2 separate regions of the Homo sapiens genome follow, and region 2 is linked to region 1. Evidence: read pairs that join two places in POLR2A ChIA-PET (ENCODE). Cell type or tissue: K562. All regions are shown on one strand. Links, peaks and the distances in the headings refer to the core of each region. The heading gives the core; the rest is flanking DNA. Region 1 has its middle 51 kb from the start of ACTR2. Region 2 overlaps SPRED2 (sprouty related EVH1 domain containing 2).

Region 1 (2,916 bases), core at 213-2,712:
TTCAAATCCCTTTTGGAAAAGGGGTGCATTTTTCTGCCTTGGTTTACTGCCTTTTGGAGAACAAGAATGCATCTCAAACGTGTTTATTGAACTTTTAAAGTTCCTTGACTTTCTGCGGGCAGAGCCAACCATGGTCTTCAGACCCTACGTTAATTAAGAGAGCTAAAAAGGAAGCAATGAGAACAACAGCGAGGACACGACAAAGCTGTAAGGTCACCATTTATGAGTGTCTGTGAAGTGCCAGGCACTGTACCTTAAGCATTTGCCAGCATTCTCACTTAATGCAAGTAGGAATTATCACCACTTTGTAGATGAGGAGACTGAGACTTAAGAGGTAAAGTAACAAGAACAAAGACTCAGAGCTAAGAAGCTGTAGAGCCAGAGTGGGGCTCAAGCATCTTCCTGACTATACAACCGTTGCTTTTCCAACACCCATTGATGGCTCTGTGTGGTGGTCATTGAGCCCTGTCCTATTTCAAAGCCTTGATCAGTTTAGGAGGCTGTCTTGACCCTGCGCCTCATCACAGGCCTTGGGAAAAGCACTTGTCCTTTGTGTGCCTTAATTTAACTCAGTGAGTCAAGTGCCCCAAGCCTGGAGTGGTTGGCGTCCCAAGTGCCATTTGAAAAGTGCTTTGATATGAAGTGCCCACAAGGGCTTGCTCTTCTGTTGATAGCAAACCATTTCCATGAAGAAACTTAAGTGGAAGCTCTGGGAGTGAACGAGTGAAAGGAGTGTTGGCTACAGGCATTTGGATCCAGAGGAGCTTGTCCCACTTTTAGGAGTGATCAGTTGAGGCTTTTTTCCCCTTGGTAGGTTTAATTTTTGACCAGCAGGTGTACACTGTGGTCCAAGGCCCCGGATTTGGCTCAGAGCTTCATAAATGAGTCAGTGGAGTTTATAAACTCTCCACTTGCAAGAGGAAGGCAAGAAATGGAAAGAATGACAGTTACTAAGGTTAGCAGTGGCCCCTGGAATCCAAGTGGCCCTTGAGAAGAACACTTGGGGAGGGGAAGCATTTGAATCACCTACATCTGCTAAGAACTTGTCCTGTGTTTTGGGAACGTTCTGAGAATGGCGACTACATGAGCTAGCTCTCAGACCAGCTGTCTTCAGAGGGGACCACCTAATGGGAGGCCGACCGTAGAGGCTAAAACATGCAAGTTACCGCCTGGGAGACGGTAACAACGCTTCCATGCAGAACAGCTGTGTGTTACTTTAAAAGCAGCTAATTTCACTATCTGAATTCAAGGATGTTTCCCAGATCTCCATGCTGTGAATAGCAGTGTTGTTTGAGATGGCCATTATTGCTTACATCCTCCTCGAGCCAGGAGCAGAGGGAGGAGCCTGGATCTGGGTCTCCTGTCCCACTGCAGCAAGAGGACATGATTAGTGGTTAGCCTATCTCTAAAAGCCCTGGGGAGCTGAGTGTAGGAAGGAAGGAAGGAAGTTGTGTAGGATAAACAAAACAAAGCAAAACCCCAAAAAGCCACAAGAAAGTACTTCAGATGTGCAAGAATCTGTAATTCACATACTCATGGGATAGTTGAGGGTTAGGACCTGGATTAAATGTTTTCACATGGAATGGGAATACCAAGAACAAAGCAACTGAAGAGTGGGGCGACTGGCTTGGTTTTAAAGAGTCCTGGAAACAGAGTCCTCTTATTGTTTCTGGATGTTTAGACACATCAAGGCCGACATATAAATTGTTTTAAAATAGTATCTGTTCTCAGTCTCACATGCAAAAAAAAAAAAAAAGGAAAAATATATCTAGCAAGTTTTACCATAAGATCATTGCTAATTTGCCTTTAGTTTCCCATGACAAGATTCAACAGTTTGATAATCTCGTGGAAAATAATTCACTTTTTAAGAAAATGTGGTTTAAAAGAAGTGAATATACTGATAACTATGAAAGCCTCTCTTGAGTAAGGCAGTATTTTAGAGTAACTGGACTGGTTGCTGCATGGCAACCTTCACAATTCAACGAGTTTTTTGTTCGTTCGTTTGTTTGTATTTTGAGACAAAGTCTCGGTCTGTAGCCCAGGCTGGAGTGCAGTGATGTGATCTCAGCTCACTGCAACCTCCGCCTCCTGGGTTCAAGCGATTCTCCTGCCTCAGCCTCCCGAGTAGCTGGGATTACAGGCACGCACCACTGCGCCTTTTTTTTGTATTTTTGCTAACTTTTTTTTTGTATTTTTAGTAGAGACGGGGTTTCACCATGTTGGCCAGGCTCGTGTTGAACTCCTGACCTCAGTAATCTGCCTGCCTCAGCCTCCCAAAGTGCTAGGATTACAGGCGTAAGCCACCGCGCCTGGCACAATTCAATGTTTTTAAAATAAAAAAGATTTGTCAGGGCTTCCCAAACCTCAAAGATGGGTTTTCTCAGTATCTTAATGGTCATTTAGACGGAACCAAACAAATACCTTTAAAAAGTAGGAGTGGCGGGCATTTTAGTAGGCTGCTAAATATCTCAATATCAAATGCACCAAGGATTACTAAGCCAAATTGTATGCCGTAGTTGGAAGTGTTAGCCTTGTGCAGCTGTTCTTGTGAAGGGCTTGGGGGCCAGCTCCTGTGGGAGCCAAGGATTTTTTTTTGCAGGTTTTGTCATGTATATGTGTTAAATTAGTTTGGAGAAGATCTGTCAGGTTTAACTTGGTGATGATTTTTTAAAAAATCAGTTCATGGCCGGGCGCGGTGTCTCACACCTGTAATCCCAGCACTTTGGGAGGCCGAGGCGGGCTGATCACGAGGTCAGGAGATCGAGACCATCCTGGCTAACACAGTGAAACCCCGTCTCTACTAAAAGATACACAAAAATAGCCGGGCATAGTGGCGGGCGCCTGTAGTCCTAGCTACTCGGGAGGCTGAGGCAGGAGAATGGCGTGAACCCGAGAGGTAGAGCTTGCAGTGAGCCG
Region 2 (2,916 bases), core at 158-2,657, 50 kb after region 1:
CCTTCCAGGTTCAAGCGATTCTCCTGCCTCAGCCTCCGGAGTAGCTGGGATTACAGGGGCCCGCCATCATGCCTGGCTAATTTTTGTATTTTTAGTAGAGATGGGGTTTCACCATGTTGGCCAGGCTGGTCTTGAATTGCTGACCTCGTGATCCGCCCACCTTGGCCTCCCAAAGTGCTGGGATTACAGGCATGAACCGCTGTGCCCGGCCCATTTTTGCTTTTCTTACCCACCATAAATCAGTTTCACTAAACTTTGTAGAAGTAATTTATATTTTCAAACTATTTTCTCTTTTACTTGTCACCCCTTCCCTCCTCTGCCCCAATCCCTTAATGCTAAAGATAATGACACCAGAAAATATTTTTGATCAACTGATCTTCTAAAATGAGACTGGGGCTTTCAAGTAGGGACAGGGGAACCTCAGACCTCCAGCAAAGAGATGGCTGAGGTCTTAAGCCAATGTACCAGTTTAAATGCACATCGTTTAGGCAGCTTTTCTGCAATAAAAGGAATCTGGTATACTGACCATGTAAAATGTACTGAAACTTAGTTGGATAACGATTTCCTTTTCTTAAGCTTCTCTGAAAGGCAGCAAGCAGTTTACGGGCTTGCATTCTGGGACAGCAGAGTGTGGAACTGAGGACAAGTCACTTCATCTCGCTGAGCTGTGGTGGCTTTATGTGCAAAAATGGAAGTGTCGATCTGTACTCACAGGGTAGCTGTGAGGACCAAATGCAGTCACGTATCCAGGAGTCCAGTGCAAAATGCCAGGGACAGTAATGGTTCCACATCACTGTCCCTTTCCTTCCCCTCCCCTTGGGCCAGTGAATGGAGACTCAAAAGAAATATGTTCATCCCAAGAAGGTTTTGAGTCCAAAGCACAGCTAACTAAAAGGAGAATCCAGTTTAGAATGGAGGCCTCTCTTCAGACTCCAAACACAGGGATCACATGCCACCTCACCTTTAAGAAAACACTTAGAAAGCCAGTCAATGAACTCCATTCATTACAACACTGGTAGATCTGCCCTCAGCTTTAATGTTTGCTGGGGATAGAGTAGGTAGAAAAAAACTCTTCAAGAAAAGGAAGATGTTGTATTCTGTGCCCTTTTACTTCTGCAAATGAAACCTTGATAAGTACAAAATTCAACAAATTCATTTTTCCACTTAAGAATGAAAAGAAACTCAACTTGCAAATACCCAAAAGCCCATCTAGGACAAAACCAACATTGTCTTGGTGCTTTGGTTTTAACTATGTGCTCTATCCATGCCTTAGACAACACCTGAGGTGGATGGGAGGGGGCTGGGATGTCATTAGACACAACTGCGCTGAGTTCCAAGTTCTAAATATCTGTCTTACCAGTAAGTTTTAGAACACAACCCCACTCTGGGAAGCTGTGGACCACATGTGAGCTAAAGCAGTGCTCATGTCCCTGGCTCTAGGTTCCAGACATTTCATTATCTCAGGACAGAAAATCTAATGACAGGGAGCTCATAAATGAAGGGGGACCTGGTTTGTAAGCCCTGATGGAGTGTGTTCCTAAGAGTCAATGGCCTAATTACTGGGCTTTTCTAGGGAAAGGAGGTACTATTGTTAATAGGTCCTTGTTTGTAAACAAATGGAATGAAGGCAATTGATCGCAGACACCAGGGTCTATACAGAATACAAGAAATTAAGTGGTGCTCTTTCTGCAGTGAGTCTGCAAGTGCCCGGAAGCAGCAGGGCTGCTCCTAAACTTTCTTCCAGGCATTTGGTGTTAGCCTAGAGTAGCACATGGATCCCCCGTGGATTAAAGGACAAAACCAGGAGGGATTCTGGCTTCCATCATCCCTTTCCCTCTCACCCTCTTCTGATTCTATAAATCACTTCTGGCAGGTAGCTGGGAAGCAGCTGCGAATGACAGGTTTGCTCTGGAGCACAGGAAGCCACCTTTTAACCCGCCTGCTGTTGTTTGTCTCTCAAAACGTGACAAAGGAACAGATGTAAGCAACATGCCAACTGTTGAGAGGATCTGCTCGGAGCACTATAGGAAGTCTGTTGGGAGCTATATCACACCAGCCAATCCAAGGAAGGACAACTGAGTTCATTTCCTGAAACCCCCTCTGCACACTCAGTTCAAGTCAGGTTGGGTCGGCAATGATCAGGCTATGCACCACGCAAACCCCTGCTTCCACCTTTGCCCCTGTGGCTCCCAGTTCTCAAAGCCCCTTCTTGAACCCCGTTCAAATGCAACTGAGAGGTTCAGTCCAGCCTCACCCCCAGCGAGGACTTTTTTGATCCCATGCCCCTCCCTCATCTCTCAACCAGACTACTTTTCACAGTCTGTAAGCCTCTCATGGGTCAGTCTCATTTCTGCAAACCATCTTGTGATCTCTTTGAGGGTTGGAGCCATGGCTCACATACCTTTGTATTCCCAAGGTAATGGTTTTTCAAATCACCAGTTGCAAACCATGAGTACAATGGGAGACAAGTTTAATGGGTTGCACCCAATATATTAAAATATAAAATAAAAACCAGCTTACAAAAGACACTCCTGGGACAACTGGGGAACTATGAAGTGGATATTAGATGACATTATGAAATTCTTATTAATTTTCTAAGGGATCGTAATGGTGGTGTGTTTACACAGGAAAATGCCTTATTTCTTTTAAAAATTATTTTTATTAGACTTTTTTTTTGGAGCAGTTTTAGTTTCACAGCAAAACCGAGTGGAAAGTAGAGATTTCCCCTGTCCCCACACATGCAAAGTCCCCCATTATCAACATCCCCACCACGGTGGTACATTTGTGACAATCGATGAAGTACACTGACACATCACTATCACCCAAAGGCTACGGTTTACATTAGGATTCAGGTGTTATACATGCTACAGGTTTGGACAAATGCATAATGACATGCATCTGCCATTACGGTGACAT

Evidence for each region. Peaks named below come from ENCODE experiments on the same cell type or tissue, not always from the same donor. Only the 100,000 strongest peaks of a DNase experiment are listed, where the experiment ranks them.
Region 2: POLR2A ChIA-PET joins it to region 1 with 5 read pairs; 5 of 35 experiments call an interaction of 5 or more read pairs at or near these places.

What each region holds. Positions count from the first base shown.
Region 1 is chr2:65,277,436-65,280,351 of GRCh38, forward strand. No RefSeq gene overlaps it. Among named protein-coding and RNA genes, the nearest start is that of ACTR2, 51 kb to the left of the region's middle. In K562, for the core only: no CTCF peak of the experiment used is centred there; a DNase peak (open chromatin) is centred at 1,366.
Region 2 is chr2:65,327,811-65,330,726 of GRCh38, forward strand. The region is part of intron 4 of SPRED2 (sprouty related EVH1 domain containing 2); the gene reads right to left. Among named protein-coding and RNA genes, the nearest start is that of ACTR2, 100 kb to the left of the region's middle. In K562, for the core only: no CTCF peak of the experiment used is centred there; no DNase peak of the experiment used is centred there.